2 separate regions of the Homo sapiens genome follow, and region 1 is linked to region 2. Evidence: chromatin loops called from intact Hi-C (ENCODE). Cell type or tissue: heart right ventricle. All regions are shown on one strand. Links, peaks and the distances in the headings refer to the core of each region. The heading gives the core; the rest is flanking DNA.

Region 1 (10,500 bases), core at 1,498-9,497, 120 kb before region 2:
TCTGTTATTGGTGTATAGGAATGAGTGTGATTTTTGCACATTGATTTTGTATCCTGAGACTTTGCTGAAGTTGCTTATCAGCTTAAGGAGATTTTGGGTTGAGACGATGGTGTTTTCTAGATATACAATCATGTTATCTGCAAACATGGCGCATGTATACATATGTAACAAACCTGCCCATTGTGCACATGTACCCTAGAACTTAAAGTATAATAAAAAAATAAAGAATAAAATTCTTAGGAGTTTTATTAAAATTTTATAAAAGAAGTAAAAGTCTCGTGCAGCTACAAAACTTTATTGAAAGATATTTAAAAAGACATAAGTAAATAGAAAGATGTTTTATATTCATGGATTTAAAGATTTACTATTGTTAAAATGAAAATATGGCTCAAAATGATCTACACATTCAATGCAATTCCTATCAAAATTCAAGTTACCTTTTTAGCAGTAAATGACAAACCAATCCTAAAATTCATATGGAATTTCAAGGGACCCAGAATAGCTAAAATAATCTGGAAACAGAACATAGAGCCTTACACTTTTTCACTTCAAAACTTACTACAAAGATACAGTAATCGAATGCTATAGTGTGGTAGTGCTATGAGAATACATATATAGATGAGTGGAATACAATTGAGAATACAGACATAAATTCCTACTTTGATGGTCAATTGATTTTCAACAAGGGTGCCGATATCATTCAATGAGGGATAAAACAGTCTTCTCAACAAATGGTGCTGTGAAACTGAATATTGACATTCAAAATAATGAATTTGAAGTTCTATCTCATACCATACACAATGAACTCAAAATGGATCACAATTTTCAGAGCTAAAACTATAAAACTCTCAAAAATAAACACAGCAGTAAATCTGTGACCTTCAGTTAGACAATAGTTTTTAAGATACAACACCAAGGCCGGACACGGTGGCTCACACCTGTAATCCCAGCACTTTGGGAGGCCAAGGCGGGCGGATCATGACATCAGGAGATCGAGACCATCCTGGCTATGGTGAAACCCGGTCTCTACTAAAAATACAAAAAATTAGCTGGGTGTGGTGGCTGGCACCTGTAGTCCCAGCTACTTGGGAGGCTGAGGCAGGAGAATGGCGTGAACTCAGGAGGCGGTGCTTGCAGTGAGCCAAGATGGCACCACTGCACTCCAGCCTGGCCTGGGTAGCAGAGTGAGACTCTGTCTCAAAAAAAAAAAAAATACACCACCAAAAACACAAGCAACAAAAGAAAAAGATAGGCAAATTGGACTTATTAAAAATTAACACTTTTGTTCTTCAAAGGACATCATTATGAAAATGGAAAGACAACTGACAAAATAGGGGAAAATATTTTTAAATCATGTGTCTGATACAAAACATATATCCAGAATACATAAGGAACTCTTACAATTCATCAATAAAAACACAACCTAAATTAAAAACCTGGGCAAAGGATTTGAATAGACATTTCTTCAAAGAAAATATACAAATGGTCAATAAGCATGTAAAAAGATGCTCTACATCCTTACTTGTTAAAAACAATACAAATCAAAACCACAGTGGGATATCACTTTACAATCACTAACATGGCTAACATTTAAAAAGACAAAATAACAAGTGTTGACAAAATCGTGGAGAAAGTGAAACCCTCATATATTGCAGGTAGGAATGTAAAATGGTGTAGCCACTATGGAACAACAGTTTGGCAGTTCTTCCAAATGTTAAACATAGAGATATCACATGACACATCAGTTATATTCCTAAGAAATAAAGACACAGGAGAAATAAAAACACACACCCACAAAAAGACTTGTAGATGAACATTCATAGAAACATTATTCATAATACCTGAAAAGTGAAAGCAACTGAAATCGTCAACTGACGGATTAATTTAAAAATTGTGGTATATCCATATAATGGAATATTATTTAGTCATAAAAAAGAATTATTGATATGTACTACAAATATATGAACCTTGAAAACATTATGCTAAATGAAAGAATGTAGTCACAAAAGACCAAATACTGTATAATTCCTTTTAAATGAGATTTTCAGAATAGTCAAATTGACAGAGACAAAAAGTAGATTAGTGGGTGTCAGGGACTGAGAGGAGGAGAGAACAGGGTTGGTGGCTAATGGGTACAGGGTATTTTTTTTTAGTGTGAATTGGAAATATTTTACACTTGGATAGAGCCGATAGTTTTATAAGTCTGAGAATATACTAAAAATCACTGACTTGCACCAGAATTGCACTGAATTTATAAATCAGTCTGGGGAGAATTGACATCTTTTCAAAATCTTACAAATCATGAAGATAATAAACGTCTTGTTCATTAAATTTTAATATTTCCCACTAAAGTGTTATAACTTTTATCTAGAGCTCCTGCACATCTTTGATGAGTTTTACTCCTTGGTTCTTGATATTTTGGAGGCTTTGGTAAATAAATTCACTCTTAAAATTTTGTTTTCTAACTGTTACTGGTATACAGAAAAGCAGTTGATTTTTGTATATTGAATTTTGTATCAGTGACTAAGTTCTCCTATTAATTTTAAGGTTTACATGTAGATGCTTTTGGATTTTCTACATACTTAATCCTATCATCTGCAAATAGTGACAATTTTTCTTCCTTTCCAATTCTTATATCCTTTTAAAAATTCATAATTCACTTAACATACTCAATGTTGCATAGAAGTGATGATAGCAGGAAATCTTGTCTTATATCTAATACCAAAAGAAAAACTTCTAATTTTTATCATGTTATATGATGTTGGCTGTGGAGTTTCTATAACTACTTTCATTGGACTAAGCAGACTGGATCATTGTTTCCAATTCTTTATTCCTTCCCTGTGTTAGAATCATACATTCACACATTATGTCATGTAAATGCTTATTGTGTCTTATTGTTGGTGGAATTTATTTCTCCATTCCTTGATGTTGACCATGTGACCTTTCTTTGGCCTAGGAGATATTAGTGAATATGATGTAAACAAGTATTTTAAGTGTGGTTGCATGGTTTACTTGTCTTCCTCTTTCATCACTATGAGAAAAAAATATGCTTTGATAGCTGCTTTTTTGAGCAGAATCAGAAAATACATAGAACAGAACTAATCACAACATTCAGCCTGAGATAAGCCCAACCAATCACAGCTGAGTCCATCAGAGCCTTACCCTACCCCATGGCTTGTAATCAGTGTTATAAGCCACCAAGATTTGGAGATTGGAGTTTGTTTGTTAAACAGTGGTATTATAGTGAAAAACCTCCCTGAGATGCTATCTAGTCCTAGTTTGCTAAGAGTTTGTATTATAAATGGACTTTGAATTTTATCAAATGCTTTATCTGCATTTATTGAGATAATAATATAAATTTTCCCTCATCCTATTAATGTGGTAATTTATCTTGTTTGATTTTTGAATGCTAAACAAACCCTGCATTCCTAGATTTAAACAGACAAAACGACTTAGTACTGAGGTATTATTCTCTATATTTTGCTGAATTCAGCTTGCTTATTTAATTTTTTAGTTTGTGCATCTATGTTTGTGAAAGAAATTGATTCATAAATTTCTTCCATCATATTGTTCTTATCTGATTTTATTACCAGTGTTATGCCATTCTTTGGAAGAGTTTGGCCACGACTAGAATGATTTCTTCCTCGAATAACATTTATAACATTCTCCAATGAAGATATGTAAACTTAGGATTTTCTTTGAGTAAATATTTATAACTAATAATTCATTTAAAAAGTTATAAAGTAATCAAAACTTCTATTTCTTTTTTAGTGAGTTTAATTAGAATTTGTGTTTGCTTTTGTCAGACACTGTCAATTTTGCTGTAGAACTTGTTCTACCTAAGGTTCTACCATTGGGCTGCCTCAAACCCAGTTCTGGGTCTCCGGAATAGGTCTCATGTCATACTCTAGGTCCAGATTCATGCTAGCATTGTTCTGAAGTCACAGCCCCTCAGGGACAGCATTTTTTCTTCCTTTCTTTTTACCTCTTCAGCATCATGTGTTATCAAGACAGCTCTCTCTGTAGTTCGCCACGGTTGAGAGGAGATGAGTCATGTCTAGGTCCTTAAATCAGAGAGAGTAGGCTCCTGGGACCCCATCTCAATAGAGAGAAGTTCTCTTACAAGTCTCCCAGCTCTGGACAGAGCCTGGACCTTTGAACTCTCTCTCTCAGATCCCAGCTGGAAACAGAGTTTAAACAGTAGATTTCCAGGTAAAAGCAGCTTTTGAAACTATGACATCTTCTTTAACCTTCTGCTTATAGATTTTCAACCAAAATTTGGCCCAGGAGCTACCCTATGTCTTTTTTTGAAGACTTTATTATTTTTTTTTTTTAGAGAAGTTTTAGGTTTACAGCAAAATTGACAGTAAGGTACAGTGACATCTCATTCCCTGCCTCCACACATGCACGGGCTCCCTTATTATCAACATCCCCTACCAGAGTGGTAGAATTGTTATGATTGATGAACCTGCATTGATAAAGCATTATCAACCCAAGTCCACAGTTTACATTAGGGCTCACTCTTAATATTGTCTATTCTGTGGGTTGGGACAAATTTATGACATGTATCCACCATTATCATAATCATACGAAGTATTTTCACTGCCCTAAAAATCTTCTGTGCCCTTTTTATCCTCCCTTTGTATTTTTAGGTTTGTAATGGGAAAGAGTCGGAGTATAATAAAATGAAAATAACACAAAGGGGAGATAACAAAACTCAAAAGATGTTTATAATAGGAATCAAGGGACTATGATCCCTGATGTTCTCTGATAATGATAAATGGAAGATATTTTGCACTTCTACTTTCTTTTAATTTCTGTGAATGAGATGTTCCATATTCCATTTTCAAACCCACTATCAGCTAAACATTGAGAATCCCTCCTTTCCAGGACAAAGCCTTCCACCAACTGGAAGGGCAGTATATGGGCAGTAAAAGAACCGTCTCACCAGCTACAGTTCTCTCTGGGAATCCATTAGATTTTCTAGGATAACTTGGTACATATAATAAAAGGAGGATAAAGAGGATACGGAGGCCTAGGTACACTCCCAGCTCTTTTTGTTTTCTAATTAAAGTTGCTGGCAAAAATAGCAACCACACCTTTCTGGAAAGAAGCTGCTTATGGACACTGAGTGAGACAAAATACCAATCTGGGTCAATTTTTGGTGTATTTGAGAATGGCATTTCTTATTAGAATCTAGCAGGTAATCACCTCTAGGTACTCTAGGGCTGTCATACTTTTCTTCCAGTAAAGACATCTCTTTCTGAGCACTGCTTTTTCTCCTGCCTGCATGGTTTGGTTTCTTCATCTTAACTGTCTATTTGCATTTTGCCTTTGCATAAAGGGCTTCTATATGTTTTTTCCCTCTATTTGAGACAAGCTTTTCTCATTTTTATAGAAGCAGCTATGATATTTGAGGTGTATGATATAGCATTAAGAGAGAAGAAAGGAAACTAGTTTAATAAGCAGAGCTACTAATAACTTCCCAGTGACTTGGGAACTTATCCCTTTCTCCCAACCCCCATTGTCATGCCAGGAGTCACCGCCACATAACAGTGATGGTGACTGATGGTATGGCAGTGCCTTCTGGGGCCAATTCATCACACACAAACTCAGCTCGGTGCTGCTTCACTTGCGCTAAATGTGGCCTCCGAGACTGGAGTTTGGCTCTGCTCCAAGGCCCCTTTCTGGCTTCTGTCCTGGAGTTTTTATATATGATCTGCAGGTGTTACTGATATAATTTGTCCAGGAGTCATATATGATGTCATGCTTACTAACCTAGATTTTCCTGTGGTCAGTATAGTATAGGAGAAAACTGTAAAAATGATATTACTGACGATTACACAATAAAATAATATCCTAGAAATAGCTTTGTGTGCCTGTTGCTGAAATGAGAGCATATGGCTATCACTAATTTAGAGTTGCCTTTGAGAATTAATTTAATTTGGAATAAGAGATCCAGGCAGTATTTAGCATCAAACATATGATTATAATTTTAGAATTATGAAGAGAGGAGATTTTACCTCATCAGTGCATTTTAGAGTTAAGATGCTTTAAAGAAGATAGAGGAGGTTCTTGACTTGAGGTGGTCTAAGACGTTATGGATTGAAATTAAGGATGGGTTTTAATCACACTGAATGAAAGTATGTTTTTCTTGGTCATTGTGTTGACTTGTGAAATTTATTCCAAGCACTGCAAACATCTACTGTCTCCACCTTTCCATCCTAAAACCAATCTAGGTGGTGAATGGAATATACTAGGACATGTGTCAATATATTCAGAAGAGTGACTTCTGGGAATATAATATGGGGAATATAATATGGGAATATAATATGACTGGGAATATAATATGACTTCATGTTACAATGACTATAAAATGGCTTCATTTGGGGTTTTTAATGTATTTAGGTTTATAATGTAAATATATGAAAGGAAAATTAGAAAAAAAAGATCTTCGTGTAAATTTTAACACCATGTGCTTTCATGATTTGCTTATAACCAAACAGAAACAGGAGGAGAAAAGGGTCTTTGGGATCCTTGGAGTCAATAATATTTGTGGCAGCTCCCATCTTTGTTACATAATATCTTCGCCCCTTCCAAAGAACTATGAGAAGTCTGGTAAAAAAAATTCAGGAAAGCTGAATTAAATGAAATGTTCTAGAAAATGAGCCAGGACATCAGACTGGATGTGGATGCTTTCTGTCCCTAAAATATCTCATCCTTGTTTTTACTTCACTTGTTCTCCAGCTAGCTTGTAGACAAAAATATTTCCGTATACAAATAGTTTTTTTTACTCAAAATAATTTGGATGTTCTCAGTTGTAGCAGTAATAATGAGGTTTCAAATATGTAATATATATTGATCATCTTCTGTATATTAGATATTATTAGTATTTTACCTATATGATTGATTTTGAATTCTTAGCAAATCCTAGGTTAGCTAGTGTTTTCCCTATTTCACAGATTTGAGAAAGCTGAAGCTCAGAGAGGTTATTTTGCTCAGGTTTAAACAGATGGCAAGTGATAAAGTAGAGACCTGAATACAGATCTGATTGGTTCTACATCTGTGCTCTTTTCACTACACCTTGCTGCCTTTCCTACTAACATATAATACTCATTCATTTACAGTAAACAAGCATACCGCACTCTCTCAGTTAATCCAATAATAATACTGCAGAAGCTATTTCTGTATTTTAGTTGAGAAATTAAGAAATCGAAGTCCAGGAAATTGAGGGTTGTTCCCAAGTTTACTCAACTAGAAAGAAACACAATTTGGATCTGAATTTAAACATCAGGATTCTCATCTCTGATGCTTCAAACTTAGCTTGGCCCACAAGACTGCAGATTAGCAGGCAACTTTAGATAATGCAATTTCTAAGTAGTAAATTTTGCTGCTCTTTCAAAAGTAATCAGAACAATTAAAAGGAGAAACCACTTATCAAATAAGTACTTGCTGACCTTTTTCTTCACTTTGTAGTCACTTGAATTTAAGTTTAATTTACTGTTTGCCTCCAGTCAAAGAATTACACTGAGTGTCTTTTTAAGAAAGGTTTTCTCTCAAAGGCTACATTCCTATAGTGATCAAATAACAAAGATGCAAACAAGAACACAGAAAAATTTATGACTGTAAAAGAAAATAAAAAGTCCCAGGATACTTTGTATAAAGTCTGGAATAAACACATCTGAGTCTGGCAAATCAACTCCTGGGAGTAGGTGACACAGCTACACAGGCCGATAACTGCGGGGATCAATATTTACTGGTCAAGTGACAGTGGTATGTGCAGTAAAAGCTGTTCTGGAGGATTAGCTCAGCTGATTAGTACAGTCATAGATGTTTTACTGAGATGGAATATTTGTTGTATGCCCAGATTCCTCTTAATACAATTGTTGGTAATTGCAACGTGTGTGTGTGTGTGTGTGTGTGTGTGTGTGTGTGTGTGTGTGTGTGTAGGACAGAGGAGGGAGAAAGGAAATGAACAGAGTGGAACTATCAGGTTCCACAGGTTCAGCAAGACCTCTTAAAGAGGATAATGTGTATTATTTGCCTTTGATTTTAACTTTCATTCTTTCCTCAATTTGCTGAAAATGTAAAGCCATTGTTGACTTATAAGTTGTCAAAGTCAATCATTATTTTACTTGATTTCTTTGTAGCTTTTTGAGCTTGTTGATCATACATTCACCTTTTGATGAAATGCTTTTCCCTTGGCTCCTTTACATCCTATTTCTTCATTCATAATATCATTTCCGGGCTATATTAATGTACATATTCCTTACATGTTCCCATTTCCCCCAAAATAAGTCAATAATATAAAACCAACTGTACATTTAAAACACAAATAAATCTAAATATCAATTGCAGTAATAAAAGTGGATGAAATTCCTGTTAAAAGACACAGACTCCCAAAGTAAAATAAAACAAAAACATTAAAAGTACAAGGAAGGGCAGAGTTGTATTAAGGACATGCTAACAAAAAGTAGAAATTGTTATGCTAGCATAAAAAAGATTTAAGGTAGAAATTATTACCAAAAACCAGGAAGGTTATATTTCTATATTGATTGAGGATTAAATTTATGATGAAAATATCATACTTTCCACTAACAAATATATTTTTATATATTTGCTTGCTTGTTGTATTGACTGACTACCTGATTAGAACGTGAGCTTGGCAAGGCAAGGAACATTGTTAGAAATTAAGGAGAAGTTGCTGAACACAATGAAACCCAACTATAGTGGAGATTTTAACTGTCTTTGATGGGGTACCTGAAAGTCAAACAAAATGCAGAGAGATAGAGGGGCTGGATAATATAATTAACAAAATTGGTTTATCAGATGTATGTTGAATGATGTCTCTTGCAACATAGAATTAAATAATTATTTAACAAATACTTATTATAAACACCTGCTAGTTGAAATAACAAGACACTCTTGATTCTTAATATGCCAGGGAATCTGGCCTAGTTTGGAGGAGATTGGAATCTTTTTTTCTGAGGAAATGGCTTTTAATATGAGACCTGGAGCATGAGTTGACACTTGAGTGAATGGTGAGAGAACATCTTTAAGAATGGGGACTAATGTGTGCAAAATACCAACATGAAAAGGATGTATGTTGACCCATCTGTCTACAAACTCAGAGAAATAGCAGGAATGCTGAACACCAAATTGTCAATACCAATTACCTTGAAAAAAAATGATACTTTCATTTACTATCCTATATAATTGTTTAAATGGTAAGATTATGGTGAGTATAAGCACTATTCAAAGTAAACAAACAAAGTCTACTGAATGCAATTTTCTTTTTTTTTGAGACAGAGTCTCACTCTGTTGCCAGGCTGGAGTGCAGTGGCATGATCTCGGCTCACTGCAACCTCCGCCTCCCGGGTTCAAGTGATTCTCCTGCCTCAGCCTCCCAAGTAGCTGGGATTACAGGTGCATGCTACCATGCCTGGCTAATTTTTTTCCTGTGCCTCTTTCTATCTGTCAAGCTATTTCTCTTCCTCTAAGTCTCAGCTCATAAAAGCCTTTCAGATTAGTCAGGCCTAGAGATTCTCCAATTGTGTTCCTCCAATAGCAGAGTTTCTCAAACTACTGAGCAAAAATTCCTCAGGTCATTATCAGACATGCAGCTTCCTGAGCCCAGCTCCAGAAGATAAGGATTAACTTGGTCTAGGGTGGAAATCCAGTTACAAGCTTCCAGGAAGGTTCTGAGATAGCTGGTTCTGGAACTTAATTTAGAAATGTGTTCTTTCTATTCTATCAACAAGTATGGTGCTCCATAGATATTTGGTATATAAGTGAGTGTATGTTCCCTACCTCCTTTTACTTCGTGACTATCAAAGTTATAAATGCCTCATATAGAAAACATGTAGATACTAAAAAGTATGGAAAAATAGAAAAAAGTTACTGGTCATCCTACCACTGAAAGGCCAACATTTTCTGAATTTTAACATATTTCTTTCAGATATTTTTTCTGGTACATTTTGTTTCACTTGGCTTAGAACACATCGTGTATGTATTCTACCCTAAATACTTTTTGGAACTAGAAAAGATAAAGATGTTTTTTGTAGCATCACTCAGTTAAATGTATTTTTTCAAATGCTAAGTTGGACAGTCTTTCACACTTTTCCTTCTCTATGATTGACTCATTCTTTGACAGTAATTTACCAATAAATAAATAAATAAAAAAACATTATTCCCTGAATTTGGGGATCCTGTATTTCATCTTCTCAATTCATGTTTTATCTCTTTAAAGATCACTGCAGATAGAAACAATTTCTCATTTTTCCAGAAATTTGCAATGGAAGGATTTCCAGAAGTAGCCATTTTCTTTCCCATATAGTTAAATCACCATGATTTTTACATGTTAATTAAGGCTTCTGTGTTGCCTTTTTGACCTCTGCCAAAAAACTGTGTCAAGATGTTGACATTTGCACAGCAGAATTATAAGGCAGGTGCTTGCATACTGAGCACCCTAGAACTACTTCTTTTGTCCTTGAAAAACCC
Region 2 (10,500 bases), core at 997-8,996:
TGTCCTATACCCTGATCTACGAGGATTTTGAATGAGCTGCAGTGGTATATTATGGCAATGTGTTCTGTCTTGAAAATAAATAAGATATTTCAGTTAAAAATAGATACAGAGATTAGAAGTAGATAAATCTCATTATGTTTGGAATTTGGATTGACTTCATATGAGCATTCTAGGAGTTCTGAAGCTTAATGACAAATTACAGAAATATTTGGGGATTAAAGGACTCATCAAATCCAGGAAAAACATATGGCCTTTAAGGACTTAAAAAACTTACACACACACACACACACACACACACACACGTATATATATATGTGTGTGTGTGTATATATATGTGTATATATATATGTTATATGAATTACTATTTTTAACTTAGGAGAGAAGAATGAGTGACTGAGGCTGTAAGTTTTCCATGTTCATATGTTTTCCACTTCTATGGGAGAAGAGGATGCTATTCTGACCCATGTGGTCTGGAGCAGGCAGATCAAATGTAAGAGCACAGAATAGTTTCTCAATGGCCATACTAAGAACTGGGCTTTCCTGTGGGTACAAAAGAGATAGCCTGGTCTGAGTTCAAATTCTGTTTCATTTTACTTGGTATGTGGCCGACTTGTGCTATTCTTTCTCACAGAGCCTTCATTCCTTCAACTTAAAGGAAGAGAGTAACAGGTGAAGATAGAGTCGCTAGTACAGAGAAAACTTTAAAAACCATGTCTAATTTAAAAAAGCAATTTAAAAACCCTAAAAATGAAAGTAGAAATTTACCTTCATGTTGACATTGTGAAAGGCTTTGTATGTTTCTGAGGAGTCCTGCCTTTTTTGTACTGCTTATGCAAATGGAGTCCTGCTTATGCAAATGGGCCCATTTATTCAGCCCTGGGGCAGTAGTTATTTATGTGCTGTAACACGAGAAGAGGCAGTGGCCCTTAAAAGAGAGAATCATGGGCTTATGGTAAGAACTAGACTTGAGCTCTGACTCCTCCAGGACCTCTGACTTTGGAAAAATCATTAAACTTCCCTGAGTTACGGTTTCTCATCTGTAAAATGATATGATGGAATGAAGTCTGAGTCCTCCCAAAATTCTTATATTGAAGCCTTAACCACAGTGTGATTGTATTTGGGTGTAGAGCCTTTAGGAGGTAATTAGGGTTAGATGAAGTCACAAGGGTGGGCCCCTTACAATGAGATTAGTGCCCTTATAAGAAGAGGTAGACCAGAGCTATCCCTCTTTCTACCATGTGAGGATTCAGCAAGAAGGCAGTCATCTGCAAGTCAGGATGAGGGTCTTCACCAGGAACTGAATTGGCTGCCACGTTGTTCTTGAACTTCCCATCCTCCACAAATGTGAGAAATAAATGTCTGTTGGTTAAACCACCCAGTCTATGCTATTCTGTTATAGCAGCCTAACCTAAGACAGATAGGAATAAGAATACCAATCTATTGTGTAGAGTTGTTAGGCCACAAATGAGACACTTGTATATGAAATCTATGTAAATTTTCAATCAATTTTAAGTACTATGTTAGAACCTAGAGAGATTTGAAAGTGAATCAGACATAGACCTTGCCCTCAGAAAGTTCAATTTCCCAGGTGATGTAAGACTCATATAACCAACAAAAATACAAAGTATAAAGGGCCATATTCATTAATTCTTTGTTCATTCATTTATTTAACAAATATGCTTTGAGCATTTAACTATGTGCCAGGTGTTATTCTAGATGTTCGGGAGACTGCAGTAAACAAAAGAAATTCTGTGTTCTTAGAGAATTTGTATCTGAGTTTGGGAAGCAGTCAATATATAAAATGTTAAATATGTCTGGTGGTGGGAAGTGCTTTGAAGAAAAATAAAGTAAGACAATAGATAAGAGTAATAAGGGGCACATGGCCATTTTGTACAAAGTGATAAGAAAAGCTCTAGTCAGGTCTGTCTGATAAGGGACATTTGAGCATATGTGTCCATGAAGGGAGCAATGATCCAAGAGGTTTTTGGGAAAAAAATGTACCAGGCAGAGGGAGCAGCAAGTGCAAATACCCTGAGGCCGCCGGTTATTTATTTATATTTATTTATTTTGTAAGACAGAGTCTCACTCCGTCGCCCAGGTTGGAGTGCAGTGTCGCGATCTCGGCTCACTGCAACCTCCGCCTCCCAAGTTCAAGTGATTCTTGTGCCCCAGCCTCCCAAGTAGCTAGAATTACAGGCGTGCAACACCATGCCTGGCTAAGTTTTGTATTTTTAGTAGAGATGAGGTTTTGCCATGTTCACCAGGCTGTTCTCAAACTCCTGAGATCAAGTGATCCACCTGCCTCGGCCTGCCAAAGTGCTGGGGTTACAGGAGTGAGCCACTGCGCCCAGCCAGGAGTCTTAATCACACAAAAGATTCTTCAAAGTGGTTCTGGGAATTCAGAGTTGAGATTATTTCCAGCTAAGGGTGATAATGACACAAGACCCTAGAGAAGGGGCTTGTAAAAAGACACCACAAATTTTCATAATATTTCATAGTTTTTACTTGTCTTTTGCTTAGATCATATTTCATAAATTCCTAACAATAAGTACAGGTTTTTAATTCTTATTCTCCCCTCAAAGAAAAGCCATAAACATCACTTTTCATTTTCCTATAAACATAATGAATGAACATTGCTATTAGTCATCCTTTCCCATTTCAGATTATTAATATTATCATCATTTTCAGACACAAGGTAGATTGTAGTTAAGAACCTGTGCTTTGAAGTCAAGCAGACAGTAGCTGATGTCCCAATTCAACTTCGTACTAGATTTCTCACCTTGGGAATATTGCTTAGGCTTTAGAATCATAGTTTCAGTCACCTCTTTTTACCTATGGCTCCTCATGGATGTGATACTAAAAAATTGCTCAGTGTTGCTATCCTTTTCCACCCTCTCTTTATTGAAGTATTCATAAACATCAAACTAGAAAGCAAGAAGCCCAAAATCTAAAAGTCACACTATGCAAATTTTATACAAAATAAATGAAAGTGAAAGTATGAAGAGAAGTAACAAGAACAAATGTATATACATCTTTACTGAATAAAAAGGGCTTTCATAGATACTCACCTATTAACTCTTTGATAAACTTGTAGCCTGAATATTATTCATCTTCAGTCGACTGATAAAAAATACAACTCAGACAGATTGAGTTATTTTGGCTAAGATCTCTCAGCTCGTAAGTGGCAAGGCTGCAATTTGTATTGCTCTTCTGAGTCCAATTCCTTGGGGTTAGTTATTGGTACAACTAGTGCCCAAGAAGTCCTCGCAAGACTGGAAGAACTTCCAAGTGATTAACCAAGTTGGTTGCATTATGGGCGGCCTCCCTCCTACTTGTGGAATTTGTTTTCTCACTGAGGATTGTTTTAAAAGTTACCTAAGCTGCTTCACAAAGCTTCAAAAATTCCTGGTTATGTGATAGATAATGATGTGTACAAGGCTTCCTTCTGGATGATTCTACAGGGTCTAGAATATAAATAGTTTCTCTCTATGGTGAGCAAGATCTCTGTGCTCTAAGGCTCATTTGATCACTCATCTGGGAGCTCTGCAAGAACTGGGACCATGTCTTACTCATCTCTGTATCCCAAGGCCAGCCGAAAGCCTGGCACGTGGGAAGCACTCAGGTGGGGTTTGAGCACCAGGATGCCAGGCATTATGATGGTGATGCCTGTTAAAAATCATCGGTTAAGCTCCACTTTTGCTGCAGTGAACAGACTAGACATCAGCTGTCATGAGAAAACATATTACCAGGCAACTTTTCCTTTTTTCATCCTGAATCCAAGCAACTGGCCAGGACAGTGAGATGACAGCCCTGCAACTTCCACATCTCACATCACTTCTCTCTTCTCCTACTTCCTTTTCAGAGAGCTTTTTTTTTTTTTTTTTTTTTTTTCCAAAATACAAGCCTGAGCCAGAACTACAGGCTTTGTTTGCCCCAATAGGGAATATACTTTTAAAGCAAGGATGTTAAATCACCCTGTAATTTTAGTCTCTCGAGTATCAGTTCCACCTAAACCTTCCCCATGGAGAAGGGTGGCACTGATCTCTAGACTGGTGAGGGAAATCAGCACCAGCTTGGAAGGGAGCTGCACTAGGTTTCAGTCTCCGCACTGTCATATAACAATGGCTGAATTTATTGACCAGTTACCTGCACTGATCACCTTACACACATTGCTTTCTTTAACTCTCTGTGAAGGATTCTCATTATCATTCACGTTTTGAAGATGCGAAAGTTAGAGCAGAGAGGTGAAGTGACTTGCCCAAGGTCACAGAAAATGATCAGCAGATCTAAGATGAAACAAACCAATTGTACTCCACAGCTGTATTCCTAACTGTGCTACATCAGGCAAGTGAATGACCCTCTCAGCACCTCCGTTTTCTCATCAGTAAGATGAATGGAGGAACAACGACTTTATTGGATTGTTAGGAAAAGTAATTGAGATAATGCAGGCAAGCTCCTGACACTTAGTAGTTACTTAAGGTATGTCAGTTCTCTCCCTTCCTTTACATAACCTGGAATTGGAGAGCATCACCTCTTAAGCAATCCTTTAGAAATATAAAGCTGAAATTAATCCAAACCACACCAGAGCCAATGACAATAAAGCTGATTTGTTCAGACTTATTATTCTGTTTCAATAAAGATCTGTCTCCAGTTTCCTCGGCATCCCCACAGAGCCAACCCAAACTGAAAACACATGCGGCGAATGCAAACTCATTGGTGAAACATGATAGACACTTCAAGAACCAGGAAATTCCTTCTTTATATGACTTGCTCCTTAGCCAGAGCAGTTATGGGTTAAACAATACAGCAGTGCGGCTGTGGCCTTCAAGATGCACAGTGGGGCTTCATGCTCCTGGAGGGAATGGAAGCACAGGGTTCTGCTTGCCAGCTGGCACCGACACTCCACGGACAAGATACGCATGGCCTGGCCTTCCAAGTTGAGAGCAATTGCTGGCAGTACACTGTGAGCATGTGAAGCTAAGGGAGTATTTTTTTTTTAAGTCCCATCATTGTTTTTCTTTCTTTAAATGGTAGCCACTGAAAAGCTATGCAAACACTTCAGCTGTGGAATATTTAATCTGACATTTGGCATGGCTCCCTTGTTGATCCAAGACATAAAGTATGCAGTTGTTTCATGGCTTACTCAAAAAAGATAAGCTAGATACAAATTAATTTTCCTTCTCCTTGCTTTTAGCTGGGTCCCTGCATGGATGCATCCTTGATTCCTAAGCAATGGGATGACAATTATAGACCACAAGAGCAGAAGGTGAATAGTTCATTTAACTAGATGGGTCAATTGAATACTTTTCTTCTGGGGGGTAAAGGGGGATACTCTACTAAAAGCTTTAGGAGTCCCTGTGGTTGTGGTGTTTTCAAAGGTTTGGCAGCTCTTCTCACAAGATTTGGGGTTTCGGGGTTTCATGTGCTGTCATGGAAACATCACCAGAATGGTCCCCTCTTCACTCTGTTGTCATTGGTCTTTAGCAAGAGGAGAACCAGCATCTTGTGAGAGTCTTGCACCTGTTCACATCGGACATACCTCCTGGCTGTATCTGCTTTTTCACTCCATCAGGACAAGTTTAACTATCTCACTGGCAGATTTGGTTTCCTGAAAGTAAATCTCCTGTAGGTTCTCTTTCACTGTCATTGAGTGGTTTCTGACCCTAGACTGGTAAGGAGAACATTGCCCCTTCTCACAAAACACAGGGATCCAAAAAACTGAGTGAGTGGGCAGTTCTTGTTTCTCAGCATGTGCAGGGAAGGACACAGAAATGTCCAACATTAGAAAGGGAACAGAGACCTTCCTTGTCCAAGTGTTCCTCCACTAGAGAGTTAGAACAGTTGCTGAATGTAAACAAACACACTTCCTAAAGTCTCATCCTTTCTTCAGGTGGACCAAGAGTGCCAAAAACACTGGAAATTATAGTCCAATGAGGACTTTATTCATTCTCCTGTGTTTCAATGCCCATTGTTATAACAACCATGTGATTTAAACATCAGGCTGCTGTCACTTGACTGCAGGTAATGATATAATTTTGCATTAGAGAAATACTGAAACACAGTTAATCCTTTAAAAAGGGATGGATGAGGGAATGGGGAGAAGAGAATCAAATGGATTTGTTAAAAGAAACCAAATCTTAAAAACCCTGAAACTGCTAAAGTAAATGGAACTGACCAATTGGGACATTTTGTTAGTTCTGATTTAAGTTTCTGGATCCTGTTCCAAATAAAAACATATCTTTTTTTCTAATGGAAAATTCAAAGAACACAAACCTGAGCTTTAAAAGCCATGTACCAGTTTGTTCTTTTATGGTTTTTGAGCTTGAGGGATTCAGTTTGGTGAGAAAGGAACTTCTTAACCTTAAAACACTTTAGTCAACAGACAAAATTGTGCTTGAAGGCAGGGAACTCCTATAAGAATGGCCTTTCTAGCAGGTATAACACAGTTATATATTTTGATTATCAATTTGTACTTAAAATATCTGCCTAAATACTATTAATAGAGTTTTTCAAAGATAGTGACAAATGATTTTTACTTTCTTCTTTATAACTTTTCTCTCTCTCCTTTACAGTTTTTGACATTGAATATCTGTTTTGTATATAAATGGAAAAATGAAAGTTAAAAATACATTCTTTCTCCAAGGATCTAGCAGTGGACCTTTTCTGGGAGTGGCTAGTAAGTCCTGAAATGAGGTAATTCTGAGCATCCTCATTGCAACGAGGCACTCACTCTGGGTCTGGAAACTTCTGTGGAGAGTTTCCAGCAGCTTTCTCTAAAGGGTTCAAACTCTTTTTCCACTTTTTCTAGGCCTTCCCCATGTAAGAAGGTCTTAATATCATGTCCTTATAATGCATCAATTATAGTCAAATTATGGCAGTGATAAACTAAATTCCATAAGCCGAAAATATTTCATAGAAATTGCTTCCCAAAGTTTTGTGAACGTGTTTTCAGTTGTCCAGTGTCTTCAAAATAGGTGGCAGGGCATTTCTTGGTAAGTAATTGGGAAGCATACCAGAGCTCTGCAAGTCCTCCTAAATTCCTTAAAATATAGATTACTATAGATAATTGAGTAACTCTTTAGGGTCTAGAGTGGCAGAGTAGTGACATCTCACCTGCTGACCCTAATTGACTGGGGGCAGCTTCTGGAATGTTCTGTTGAGAGGAAGTAGAAGGAATGGGCTTAGGCTGATGAGCAATGTTGGTACCGTGTCTAAGGTAGCAAATTGGTGACACAGTTGGTTTTAAATTGCCAACCCTGTTCTAGATTTTGTCTGAATGAGTTTCTAGTGATTTGTGTAGTAGTCAAAATGTCTTTCCCACAATGTTTACTTGGACAATATGGAAGCATATCCTAGGGGCACCTCATACTATTTCTCTCTTCTTTCCCACTTGCCTGCCTTTTTTGCATGCCAGGAGCTTCGGGGTTACTGGCCAAAGCTTTTTGAAGACTCCATGATCTGTGCTGGAGGCTGTGAGGCTGTGGTTAAGTTCTTGGTGAACACTGTCACCCTTCTCTTAGAAAGCAAGCATTGAGAACCCTTGTTTCATGTTTGGTCTTAAAGAAAAAGTAAAAGGAATGAAAACAAGAATATTTCTTTTAATGATTTGCCTTTATATTTGCATTTCCCCCAGTCCTGTACCACTCCACCACAGAAAGGAAATTTTAAGGCAAGATAATCCTATGAAGGCAGTGCTAAACTATCTCTCAGCAGTATCTTTTGCCATTGCCTTTCAACAGATTTCTTATTTATATTTAGATTGTAATGTATTCAATGTATGCAATGGAAACCTTAGAGAAATCAACTAAAGCTGAATTCCTGTGGAAAAAATACTTTACTTCCTGCCATATTGCTGCAACAGAAATTTTATTGGCAAAGTAAGTTGCAATATTACTCCCAGCAGAAGATTTCTGCATATGTAAAAAAAAAAAAAGGAGTATAATTGCTTCATTCAAAAATAAAAAGAGGAAAAGAAAAAATGAGCAATTGGGAATCATGTTGCCATAACCATCGTTAAGCTCTGTATTTATTAAATCTAACTTAAAAAAAGCCATATTTATTAAACATATAAGGAAAGCAGTGAATTGTCTCAAGATGTTATACCCTATAAGGTTTAAGTCCATACAGAATTCATTAAAAGAAAAAGAAAAAAGAAAATGAGTTAGAACTTCTAATATTGGAAATACAGGGATTTAGCAGAAGATAAAAGTAAACACAATTTTAACGTTTCCCTAGTAACTATCAAAACCAGATTAAAAGACTACAATGAGGCAAAAATATGTAATAAAATTATACCAGCACTGAAACTTAATGTCAATCTAATACTATAAAATGTCTGACATTTCTATCAGAAAAAAAATGGCTTTTGAATCAAAACAAAGATCCCATGGACCACCACACAACTTAGAGAATAATAACATCATATAAATCATGAAAAATAAAAAGAGAACATTGTAGGAAATTCTTCTAAATATCTCTTAGTTTGAAAGGACAAGGACTGAAAGAATTGGGAGGCTGTGGGAGAAACCATTGCAATTCTGCAATTGGAACCCAGCTCTGTTCTGCATGGAGAGTCCTTGAGGAAATCCAGAGAACTTTTTTTGTATTTGTCTCTGGCTCAGACAGTTATTAATGCTCTCTGAGTGGTAATGGGGAAAAGCAATCTCTAGAAGGTAGCTCATTGAAGATCTGGGACTCAATTCACTAGGAGCTATTTCTGCTGCTACATATTATAAGTGTAAATGCATTGTGATGTGTGAAGGGGAAAAGCTGTGGCAGACAAAAAAATATAGTTTGTCCACTCACCAAACAAAAAGTACATAGTAGTGGGGATTTCCTGATCTTGAATTTGTACTAGTATGACTGGTAACTCTGACTCTGCTGAATGAAACAGAATATTCTCTCAGCTCAGTGGAGCTGGAGCTTAGTGAGGTAGTTTCCGTAATACATAGAAAAAGCTTACAGTCATAAAATTATTTGAATATAATAGCTCAAAATCCATACCAATCTCTTCAGCCAAAGGCTGCTGAATTGCTTAAATGGCTGGATAGATTCCATTAGCTTGTGGCAGTCAGGCATTCATTTTATGGGGAGATAGGAAACTCCCCTAAGTTAAAGGAGAGGAAATGCAAAAGAAATACATCATACTATTTATTTATTTATCGCCTGTTTTGTTTTTTTTTTTTGAAAATGACAGTTATAGACTGACTTGTCTCTTTTTTAACTAGAGTAAATGTAATAAAATAGACTAAATGGGCTGGGGAAGTTGCTCACACTGATAATCCCAGTGCTTTGAGAAGCTGAGAAAAGACAATAGCTGGAGCCCAGGAGGTTGAGGCTGCAATGAGATATAATCGCACCACTGCACTCCATTCTAGGAGACAGAGCAAGACCCTGTCTCTTAAAAAAAGAAAAGAAAAGAAAAGAAAAAAAGTAAGATAAATATTACATTCCAAAAAAGAGTATCATTTTAACAAATATTTATTCTGGGAGACTCAAATAAAAGTAAATGATATTTTCATTTTAAAGAGATAATATAAAATATAAATTCTAAGAAATGATGTTAATAGACTGAAATTAAAAAGTACAAGCTTAGCAATAAAAACAAGTAAGTTATTTCAAAATTTAAAATTGTATTATAAGTTGAAATAGAGAGCAAGTGGGGAGAGAGAATGAGAAAGAAAGAGAGAGAGGAGAATCAATGCAGAAAGACAAATCAGTGTAATGCAGGACTAGCAGCAGGAAGTTCTACAGATTGGAGAGGGAAAGGACAGAATGCTGGAAATAGAAGGTAATAGATACCAAATGCAAAAATAGAGATCCTGCATATGAATAATGAGTATGAATGAAAAACTGAAAAAAAGATTTTAAAATGTAAAAGAAAAAAACTAACCGAAAGAAGTTTTGACTGTACAGAGTAGAAAACATTACTCCACTTAGACAAAATTATTGGAAAGCAATCAATAATTTCTTATGATATTCTGAAATTGAAAGGTAAAGAATTCCGAAAGTACTGAAGAATCCAATCACTTAAAATGAGAAAAAGTGTCATGCTGGCTTCAGACTTCACCTAGGTATGTATGTTACCAAAATACATAGCAGACACATCCCAAGACTAGAAACTATTCAAATGCCTACGAATGGTAGCTGTATATTCCCACCACAAAGTAGTAAATGGCAATAAGACTAAACTGTTTATGACTATATGGAAAAGTGTATGTGAATCTCATAAAACTAATATTGAATGAAAGAAGCCAAAAATAAAAAAGTAAATCCTGCATGAATCCATTTACATAACAATATAAAATAAGGCAAAACAAATGCATGCTGTGAGAAGTCAACTAATGGTTACCCATGAGGGGAGAACGCCAGCAAGGGAAGATTAGTGGAAACTTCATTGGGTGCTGATAATCTTCTGTTTCTTGATCTGCAGGCATTTTATAGTGTGTTAAATTATTCATTTTATAAAAACTTACCAAACTGTACACTTATGACTTGCGT

What was found. Peaks named below come from ENCODE experiments on the same cell type or tissue, not always from the same donor. Only the 100,000 strongest peaks of a DNase experiment are listed, where the experiment ranks them.
Region 1: it touches region 2 in a loop (2.0-fold over the local background); 2 of 110 quality-filtered maps call a loop at or near these places.

The regions. Positions count from the first base shown.
Region 1 is chr5:67,525,105-67,535,604 of GRCh38, forward strand. No RefSeq gene overlaps it. Among named protein-coding and RNA genes, the nearest start is that of LINC02242, 120 kb to the right of the region's middle. In heart right ventricle, for the core only: no CTCF peak of the experiment used is centred there; a DNase peak (open chromatin) is centred at 5,618.
Region 2 is chr5:67,643,538-67,654,037 of GRCh38, forward strand. LINC02242 (long intergenic non-protein coding RNA 2242) reads right to left here and starts at 3,252. Exons shown (of 3, transcript NR_147169.1): 1 at 3,069-3,252. In heart right ventricle, for the core only: no CTCF peak of the experiment used is centred there; a DNase peak (open chromatin) is centred at 4,894; H3K27ac peaks cover 1,811 bases.